4 separate regions of the Homo sapiens genome follow, and all the other regions are linked to region 1. Evidence: chromatin loops called from intact Hi-C (ENCODE). Cell type or tissue: PC-3. All regions are shown on one strand.

The links. Peaks named below come from ENCODE experiments on the same cell type or tissue, not always from the same donor. Only the 100,000 strongest peaks of a DNase experiment are listed, where the experiment ranks them.
Region 2: it touches region 1 in a loop (22-fold over the local background); 15 of 110 quality-filtered maps call a loop at or near these places.
Region 3: a loop joins it to region 1, with 15 times the contacts of the local background. A loop is called at or near these places in 86 of 110 quality-filtered maps.
Region 4: it touches region 1 in a loop (9-fold over the local background); 2 of 110 quality-filtered maps call a loop at or near these places.

Annotation. Positions count from the first base shown.
Region 1 is chr7:29,112,867-29,115,366 of GRCh38, forward strand. The region is part of intron 2 of CPVL (carboxypeptidase vitellogenic like); the gene reads right to left. Among named protein-coding and RNA genes, the nearest start is that of CPVL, 32 kb to the right of the region's middle. In PC-3, a CTCF peak has its summit at 1,185 (motif pointing right); a DNase peak (open chromatin) is centred at 1,055; H3K4me3 peaks cover 470 bases; H3K27ac peaks cover 1,782 bases.
Region 2 is chr7:29,344,416-29,346,915 of GRCh38, forward strand. The region is part of intron 1 of CHN2 (chimerin 2); the gene reads left to right. Among named protein-coding and RNA genes, the nearest start is that of CHN2-AS1, 140 kb to the left of the region's middle. In PC-3, a CTCF peak has its summit at 1,402 (motif pointing left); a DNase peak (open chromatin) is centred at 1,376.
Region 3 is chr7:29,407,682-29,410,181 of GRCh38, forward strand. The region is part of intron 6 of CHN2 (chimerin 2); the gene reads left to right. Among named protein-coding and RNA genes, the nearest start is that of PRR15-DT, 150 kb to the right of the region's middle. In PC-3, a CTCF peak has its summit at 1,277 (motif pointing left); a DNase peak (open chromatin) is centred at 1,310.
Region 4 is chr7:29,284,570-29,287,069 of GRCh38, forward strand. All of the region lies in intron 1 of CHN2 (chimerin 2), which reads left to right. Among named protein-coding and RNA genes, the nearest start is that of CHN2-AS1, 77 kb to the left of the region's middle. In PC-3, no CTCF peak of the experiment used is centred here; a DNase peak (open chromatin) is centred at 1,052; H3K4me3 peaks cover 247 bases; H3K27ac peaks cover 2,500 bases.

The DNA.
Region 1 (2,500 bases):
AACAACAAAAATGTGAGCCATCTATCTCAGTCTGGATGAAATGGAGTGATTAGATAAGCTAAAAGGGAACTGGTATGACAGGTAGTTCCTTCAGCAAATTCCAGCCTGCCCCTGGCCAATCCCACATAGTCCACGTTCACAATTTAGCCAAGGATATGTGAAAGTTTTAAGCCTTTGGGGAGGGGTGCCCAAATATATTTTATAAGCTGTAATAAGGTTTTTTTTAAGTTCTTTTAAAAAGAAGAAAAGAAAATCTCCTATCATTACACCTTGCATAAACCAAGGTGATCACCTTGGGCCACATGGAAAGGAGCAGGATAAAGTAACCTGACCTGAAACAGTGGGGTGCAAGAGTAACAATGTGGTGAAGCAGCTCTCGGCCTCGCCCCGAGAAGGCCTGTGTCCTTCACGCTCTTGTTTTCATGAAGGCAAAAAGCCTGTCACATCTACTAAGAGGAGTGGGCTGAGGCATATGGGAGTGTGGGTGGCTGTGGACATTGGGGAAAGGTGGACAGTGGTGGACAGTGGGGAGACTGGGAGTGACCTCATGGCTACTCAGGGGGAGCCAAATAGGACAATGGGGCAGTTGTGGGGGCCAGGGGTCCTGGCGTTCTTATGGCACCATTGGGACAGGCACAGGGAAGGAGTAATTGGGGATGCTTAGACAGCCAAGGATGCCCAGGAGTAAAGAATGCTACTAGGAGCTGACATTTACAAGGCCAGAATACCAGGGCTTTACATGATGTGGGAAGTATAATTCTCATTCCCACTTTACAGATAAGAAAGCTGAAGCACAGAGAGGTTAAGTGACTTGCCAGCTAGTAGAGGAGAGCTGGGATTAAACACAGCAGTCAGGCTGCAGAGTTTGTTCCTTCCCCCAGGGCTTTCAACTAGAGTGAGTCAGAAGGTGCAGGTGGCAAGGAGTGGGAAGGGAAGTAGTGGTCAGGAAGGGAGTGGCAAAGGAACAGAAAACAGCAGAATGTGGTGGCGAAGTAAAAGGGAAAGTTTGGGTGAAGAAGAATCCTTTAGTGGTGACAAAGAATGTGTCCCCAGTAGGAACCAGTCACTCAAGAAAAGCGATGTAAGTCTGAGCCATATTAAGTTGGAGACTGGCTAGTAGGTCAGGAAGCTTGACTCCTCACATGCCATCGACTAAAGATGCCTTTGACGGTAGGTGGAGCCCTTAGGCTCTGGAAGGCTAATTGTTAGCATCTTTTCCCAGCTCAGCATTCAGAGACATTGACAGGATAAAATAAGCCAAGGTGACAATATTAACACTCAAGGGAATAGATGCTACAAGTCAGGGTCCTGACTGCAAGGGCTGGTTGCTAAACTTTTACCAGCACACTGCTGTTTTGGGACCACTAGTTCCTATTTTACAAGGCCAGAATACCAGGGCTTTACATGATGTGGGAAGTATAGTTCTCATTCCCACTTTACAGATAAGAAAGCTGAAGCACAGAGAGGTTAAGTGACTTGCCAGCTAGTAGAGGAGAGCTGGGATTAAACACAGCAGTCAGGCTGCAGAGTTTGTTCCTTCCCCCAGGGCTTTCAACTAGAGTGAGTCAGAAGGTGCAGGTGGCAAGGAGTGGGAAGGGAAGTAGTGGCATGCCTCTTAGCTGAGCATGGTGGCAGTGCTTGTAGTCCCAGCAACTCGGGAGGCTGAGGTGGGAGGATCACTTGAGCCCAGGAGGTCAAGGCTGCAGTGAGCCATGATCATGCCACTGCACTCCAGCCTGGATAACACAGCGAGACCCTGTCTCAAAAAAAAAACATATATATAGGCATGCCTCTCAAAAGGAAAACCTCTCATCTAGACCACACAGTTCCTTTGCTGATCCTAGTGCTCCTATAGACCAGCTGGTGACCCACCATACAGGCATTTAACCTCCCTGTTCTTCAGTTTCTCCTCTATGGAAGATGTACTGCCTGTGGGCCACCTGGATTAAAAGAGCCCCCACATGTAAAATCTATATAAAGAAGCTGGCAGGTAGGGAGCAGAACTACTGTTGCTGTCTGTGAAATGCACCTGCTGACTAGGAACAGGGAGCACCTCTGAGCAGAGGAGGTCATGGGGACAAAAGAAAGGTCTCAACAGGTGGTCCTTGAGGGTCCTGTTAGGCTAGCACAATAGAAGAGCATGGGTTTCCTAGCCTGACAGACCTGGGTTTGGAATCCTAACTAGATTAGGACTCCCCAGCAAGTTGCTCCATCTCTCTGAGCCTCTTTCCTTTTATGCAAAATATAAATACTGATTCCGCTATCCTGGGCTTTCTGTGAGGATCAAACAACAAAAATGCATATGAACCCTTAGCCTAGCACTGCACATAAAATATGGGTTCAGTCAATTGGAAGGGAAAGTTATCATTAGCCTTTGGCCACTCCAAGTGAAGTCTAGAAGAATTTCCTTTTTCTGGCTCAGCCTGGTTCTCCCAGGGAAGATTGCTTAATGCAACCTCTGTTGGTCTTCACATTCTGTTCCCAATGAGGTCTATCCCTC
Region 2 (2,500 bases), 230 kb after region 1:
TTACTTCTTTAATATAATCCCTCACCCCTCCAAAACACCCTCTGGCCACCCATCCAGACACAACAGAGCCTGTTTCAGCCAGCAAGCTGAGACACTTCTGGCTCTCAGTGCCATGTCCTGTCTTGCCTCTGGTTCCTGCAGGCCACACCTCAGCTTGTGTATCCTCCAAGAGCCTATCCATCCACATAGACACTCCTTACTGTGGGCTTCTGCAGTAGATGTCCAGGCAATAGCCTATCTGCTTGACTGGGCTCCACGTGCTGTGGTAACAGAACTTACTCTTCTCTTTGTCTTTGGGGACTTTAGGCCTTGCTCTTAGGTTTCACTCCTCTGAGACTGCTCTTGAAGGACCCTGGACAGGGCTACTCAAGGCAGAGGTGATCCGTCAAGGTGTGGGAAGAGCCTGACTGCCCCTGCCCCATGCAGCCTTCCAAAGGCTGAGGAGTCCTACCACCATCAATGCTCCTTGTATGCATCCTCTTGCTATGTTACAGTTGCCTTGTTATTTGTTTGGGACCCTCAGAAGAATGCAAGTTTTGGGTTTCTGTCTTTTACTTGTCCAACACTTTGAGCACCTGCTGTGTCCTGGGATACAGCAGTCATGGCCACTTCAGTTGTGCCATTTGTGCCTAGCTGAGAGGGCAAGTGGGGGCTGAACACAGCCTGGGCTCCCCTCTCCAGGCCACATGCTCTGGCTTGGGGCTCTGTCCCTCAGAGGAAACATCTTCTCTACACACAGGTGCTGTCTAATTGCCAAGCTGTACACCTGCCTGAAAAAGACAGCTTTTTCTAATTCACAAAAAGTACCCAACAGGCTAAGGCTGACCCACACATTGGAGGACAAGATAAATAGGTTCCTACTCTCACAGTGCTATCTGTCTAGCATGGGAAGACAAAACGTAAACAAAGAAATATATAACCACACAGCAAAACGTTTCGGATGGTGAAAAGGCTCTACAGAGAATTGAAGAGAGTATCTGGGGAAATGCTGTAGGTTGGTGGGTCCAGGAAGATGTCTCTGAGGAGCCAGAGCATTTACGCTGAGATCCCATGATAAGGAAGCCAGCAGTGTGCACGCGAGAGGGAAGAGACTGCATGACATCCCTAAGACTGGTATGGTCTTGGTGTGTTCGAGGAGCAAAAGAAAAGCCAGAGTGGATGAGGGCTAAAGGGCAAGAGGAGAGACAAATGCGATGACCAGGGGATGCTGACCGGGGGCCAGATCGTGCAGAGTTTCGTAAGGCCTCTCTACCTGTTCACCGTATTGTGCCCGAGGACTGGCTCGTTGCATTTATCCAATAAGTACCTGTTGAATGGGAGAATCTCATCATGCCTCTGTGTACAGAATAAGTAGCTCAAGACAGAAGCTCCATGTGGCCCCGGTGCCCTCTAGTGACCACAGGCTCCAGCCCAAGGCCCTCCATGGCTTCATCATCTTCAGAAAGTCACTTACTTCCCTTGTCTTTGGGGCCCAGCCTCAGGGTCCAGCAGTAATTCCTGGAATTTGTCTTACTAACTATTCTCTGCAAGTGGGACTCAAGCAGTTAGAAAAATCCGTGCTATGAGTTTCATAGTCAGACTGACAGCAGGCCTTCATCCCTTACCCAAGCAGAGTTTCCAAAGAGAATACATGGATGTCTAATTTCTCAGGGGAGTGCAGGGAACCAGCATTAGCAAGCAAGGTCTCTAACAGCCTTCAGATCTGGGTGTTTTGCAGCAGTCAGGATGACCTCCAGGTAGTCTCGCAGCTCAGGCCTGGCACCATTTGGCCGTGCTGGCCTGACAAGATCATAGCTACAGGCTGTACACTCTGTCCATGAGGACGTGCTGCTGAGGACCCAAGCGTGGGCATAATGTATGTATCAAAGACATATTGTAGCATGTGCACAGACACAACATCCCACTCCTGCTGTTGTTGTTTGCTTTCATTTGGATCCCAACCCATTCTGGGCCCATTAAGCTAATCACCCAACAAATTCTGAACTGTCATCTCATCGTGAGGCTGTTCCATGCTTGACTGAAAAACCTGTTTTCACCCAACTTCCCTGGAAGAAGCCTACTGCAGCCCATTTACAAATGTATGCATCAGTAAATCAAAAGTGACAGCACAGATCTGGCTTTTCTGGGAGAGGGGATGGCAGAGGGAGAAACCCAGTCCTTCCCCTCTGTTTCTTAAATGATGCCATATACACAGCTTTATTTGAAATGTTCTTTAAAAATAGGTCATCTTCAACTTCCTTGATAGCTCATTCTCTACATCGGTGAAACTTTGGCTCCTTTCATTTTCCAAAGCCTCTACCTGTGTTTTTCTGTGAGTCGAGTCATCCTCCACTGAGCCGAGTGAAGGAATCTGGCTCTCCCAGATGTTTGCAGGTATTTCCTCTTCAGTTGTCACTTTGCCAAGTGGAGCACATGTGTTCTTTAATTTTTCTTCATTAATCAGTCTCCAAATTCCTTTACACTTGCTCCTCAGGTGATTCCATCAAATCAACATATTTCT
Region 3 (2,500 bases), 290 kb after region 1:
CGCAGTCATAAAATGGGGTGGGATAGGATGCAGTGAGAATGGATTTAACTTAGATTACATCCGCTCATGAGACTGGGTTTTGCCAAGCATTGTTTTAAACCAGAATTCCCTAATGATTTGGGATTTATCACTCAGTCTGAGCAATTGCTGATTTGGTTGGCTTGGTGGTTCTCAAACTGACTGAAGGTTGGACTCACTCTGGGAGCTTTTAAAAAAATGCCCATGGCCGGGCTTGGTGGCTCATGCCTGTAATCCCAGCACTTTGGGTGGCAGAGGCTGGCGGATCACTTGAGGTCAGGAGTTCAAGACCAGCCTGGCCAACATGGTGAAACCCCATCTCTACTAAAAATACAAAAAAATTAGCCAGGCACTGTGGCACATGCCTGTAATCCCAGCTACTCTGGAGGCTGAGACAGGAGAATCACCCGAACTCAGAAGGCGGAGGTTGTAGTGAGCCCAGATCACACCACTGCACTCCAGCCTGGACGGCGGAGTGAGACTCAGTATCAAAAAAAAAAAATAAATTAAATTAAAAAATATATATTAAAAATGCCCATGTTTGACCCCACCTGCCTATGGAATCAAAGTCTTCACTGGTGAAAGGCACCTGTCGGTCTTTTTTGGCTCCTCAGGTGATTGTCAAGTGCAGGGCTTGAGAACCTGGGTTAGATGGAAGGGGAGACGAGAGTAAAGGTGATCAGACATTTTGGAGCATTTTCTTTCAAGGACACCTGTCTCACTTCTTCCCATGCCTCTTATATTCCTGAGGCTCTTTTATGTTGTAAATTAGACCCTAGCCTTCTTTCTCTACTTTTACACAACACGTGAGAAGTCCTCTGGGGAAACATTCTTCACACAGTTAACTCTGGTGGCTACAGTTACCTGTGCTGGTTCAGGGTTTGGCTTTGCTCCCTTTCCATGACTCCTTTCCCGAGATTATTGCCTGAAATATAAATGATGGGAAACAATTAACTGAAGTGGGATTAAAGAATTTAATGAAGGGGCAAGGAAAAGTTAGTCCCTCTCTCAGGGGTCAGCTAGTGGTTTCTTTGGGTGGATATTAGAAAGAATCTCTTTTTACCAGTTCCTCAATATCGGTGTTTTCAAAGAGGAACGGAAGAGGAAAGTCATCCTAATACATTCAGCGTATGGAGGGATATGATGGGCCAAACGCCAAACCCTCCTTGTCCCCATCCAAAATCTCTCTAGGAAACAGCTAATTTAGAGACACGGCTCCCGAGAAAGTATTTTCTATGCAAATAGTGCCATCTTGTGGCTGAAAGGAGAGTTACATGCTGATGACACAAAGGACCAAACCTAACGGATGTGAAAATGTGCAAGAACAAATTTTTCAGCAATGAATCCATTGAGTCATCCCACTTTCCTCAAGTTTTATAGCACAGATCAGGCTACACAGTGGCTTGGGGTGTCTGTTCTGTAGCCTGTGCTCCTTCTCTGCATAAGCACGTGGGCAGCTCTGCGGGCCTAGGACTTGTAAAAATCATCCCAGGAATCTAATTCTAGTCCAAAAGTGCTCAAACTTCTCGGCCTCAGGACCCCTCTATACTCTTTAAAGTTACTGAGGACCCCAAAGAGCTTCTGTTAATGTGGGTTAAATCTTGATATTTATGGTATTAGAAAGTAAAATAGAAAAATCTAAAATATTTATTAATTCTTTCAACATAATAGTAATAAACCTATTATGTGTTAGTATGAATAACATATTTTTGTGAAAAATAACACTGTTTTCCAAATAAAAAAGTGATGAGAATATTGGCATTGTTTTTACATTTTTGTAAATCTCTTTAGTGTCTGGCTTAAAAGAAGACAGCTGGCTTCTCACATCTGCTCCTGTATTCAACCTGGGATATATTGTTTTATTTGAAGTATAGGAAGAAGTCTGGCCTCACACAGATGTGTAGTTGGAAAAAAGAGGAGTGTTCTTATAGCCTTTTCAGGTAAATGTGGGCTTTAAAATATATACTAGACCACAATTCAACAAGTGGTAGTTTCTTAAAGGTTAGTTGCAATGTCAATCACAGAAGGCAATTACTGTAATAAAATCAGTTTTGACATCATGGACTCTCTAAAGGGATCTTGGGGATCCCCAAACATTGGTGGGCCACAGTTTGATGAAGAGCCCAGCTTTTCAAGATGTTTATATTTTGACATCTCCAGAGTGGTGTTTGAGAGGAATTGTCCCACCACTTTTATCACCTTTGACTGCAGGAGGTAAATGATGCTGTCACCTGGGACTGCTGTACACCTATGGGGACTGGGCAGGCTATGATGAGGAGGCATTCTTCTGGACCTGACCCACCAAGCGCCTGCCCTGAGCACGACCTCAGAGCTCTTCCCAGTGGCTCTCACTAGGCGGTGGGGGGACAACAGGCTGAGTCTATATGAGTTTTAATTTTAGGGATCCCTCTGGGGTTGTTGAATGTTTTTAATTTCATCGAGGCTTTTTAATCATGGGACTTTTAAATAATTTATTCTGGAA
Region 4 (2,500 bases), 170 kb after region 1:
AACAACTAGCAAGGAAATGGGGACCTCAGTCATCAGTCTCAGCGAAGTGAATTCTGCTAACAACCACATGAGTTGAGAGGAGAATCCTGAGCTCAAGAAAGGAACACGGTCTAGCTGACTCCATGATTTCAACCTGGGAAACCTGGAGCAGAGGACCCAGCCAAGCCACACCTGGACTTCTGACCCACAGCAACTGTGAGCTAGTGAGTGGGTGTCGTTTTAAGCTGCTAAGTTTGTGTTAATTTGTTCTGTAGCAATAACAGATGAATGCACAAGGATCTGAACCTCGTGATTCTGGCTGCAGAGCTCACATGCATCCTCCCTTCTCCAGGCAGCCTCTTCAGAGACGTCATCTCAAAAATCACTAAATCCTGGAACTTCAGGGTTGAATGGGGAACTTTGATCTAGCCCAGTTGTTTAATCAAACTTTTCCTTTGCAGCAGATGGCCACTGTGCAAGCAGACTGGGGGAGCTGCTCTACTTGCTGTGGGGTGTGTGAGCCGCTTCTGTTCTTTGCACTCCTCTCCTTGAGGAATCTCTGGGGAACACAGTTTGAGAACCACTGATCTGATCCAACAACTCATCTTTACATTTCCCTCTACAACATCCTGACACCTTGTTCCTTTGGAAAGTCTTCTGTGGCATTGAAATCTGGCTCACCGTAATTCCCACTATTGGTCCAGGTCCAGTCATAGGTGATACACAGAGCAAATGGAACTCTTTTTCCATAGGAGAATGCATCACTCATTAAAGACAGTTCTCACGTTTCATGGAAGCCTTCTATTTTCCAGACAAAACATCTCCATGACCACAAAGGAGCTGCCAGTCCCTTCTCTCCTAGTGTTTGCCTGTGTTTCTCTTAGAGTCAGGTCAGGAACTAAGCACAAAATTTTTGGTGTGGTCTGCTTCACATAAAATACGGCAAGCCTAGCATAAGCCACAGTCTAAATATTCTGTTTCCATGAATGCAGCGTTAGACCACATTTGCTTTTTCGCAACCACAATGCAGTGCTGACTCATACCACACGCAGAGTCAATCAAAATTCCCTTTTCACATATGTGGTTGCTAGGGTATGTCTTCACCAACATGTACTTAGGTGTGTTTATTTTAACCTGAATACAGGCTTCACATTCATCACCATTGTGTCTCATCAGGGATCTGGTGCATATCTTGGATGATCCTGATTATGTCATCCAACAATATTGCTCTTCTCCCTAGCATCACCTCAACTCTCAATTGGACAAATATGCCATAAATATCCTCATCGGAGTTATTGACAGAATTTTGGAACCAGACAGGGCTGAGGTCAGAGCCCTCTAGCACCATATTGATGACTATTCCCAGTGTTTGGGTCCTTCAAAAACTTACAAATCCAACTAATTGTATCATCTAATGGCAGTGATCCAACTCATAAAGGTACCACCAGAAACATAATGAACTATTTCCTGGCCGCCAAGTACAGGCATTAAGTCCATTTCTCTGCCTTCCCAAGCCAGGAGGTCACTAGAGCTCCTCCTGCATGCCCACAAACATGTAGGAGCCTCTTTTCGAGGATGTGCCTCATACCCACCCTTTTATAGTTTGCTCCTCCTTAGATAAACACCATTCCCCCCCGCCCCCCATGATTCCATTCTCTCTCATCTTTTTTTTTTTTCCCCTTACTCAGATTCCCTTGGGAAAAGGTAAAGACTACTTAGAGGATACCAGTGAACCTTGGAGTACCTAAATGACTGTGGCAGGCCTCATCTTTATTTCAGAGGAGGAATCTTTTTGGGGTATCTTATCATAAGAAATAGGGTAGGGCTCCAGTGTAAAAGTCAGGACAAGTTGCATAGGTGGGAGGGGTGCAGGGAAAGGTGGGGTCTGCATGTGGGGATGGGGTGGGGAGGGAGATGAAGGGACAAGGCTGTGTTTACCTCTGAGGTTTCCGTGGGGCAGGGGCGAAGCCAGCGTCTTCTGCAGCCTTACCCTTTCTTCCTCTCATTTCACCATTTCTCTACCAGCCACACCTTATATTAAAACAGAGGGTAAGGGGAAAAATAAGACTTGCTTTGTAAAGTGGGGTCATTGTTCTTGACAGCACTGCTCCATGTGGCATCTTGGGATGGATGAGTTCCCAGATCCACCCTAAAGTGGAGATGCTGTGATTCCACAATTCCTTTAGAGAGACCATAAAGCCCATATGAGTGGGCTTGGTGGAGATAGTCTGCGATTATAAATATATCACAAGCCTGTCTTGGTTTATTTTTTCATATACCTTTCTCCTTTATTCACATTCATTTATATAAACGTGAAAGTTGCCATGGGTCTTATAGGATACCTATGCTACCTGAAGACCAAGAGCTTCTGTTTGATCATTGAAAAAGAAGTGTTTTAGTTGTGGTTAAATTTGACAGTGCAGCATTCACCTAGTATTCATTTACCATCTCTAATAACTATCTCCCTTCCCCTGGGGATGGGGACCCTTTTCTTCTCCTGTATTTTTAGTCCATTTGTTTC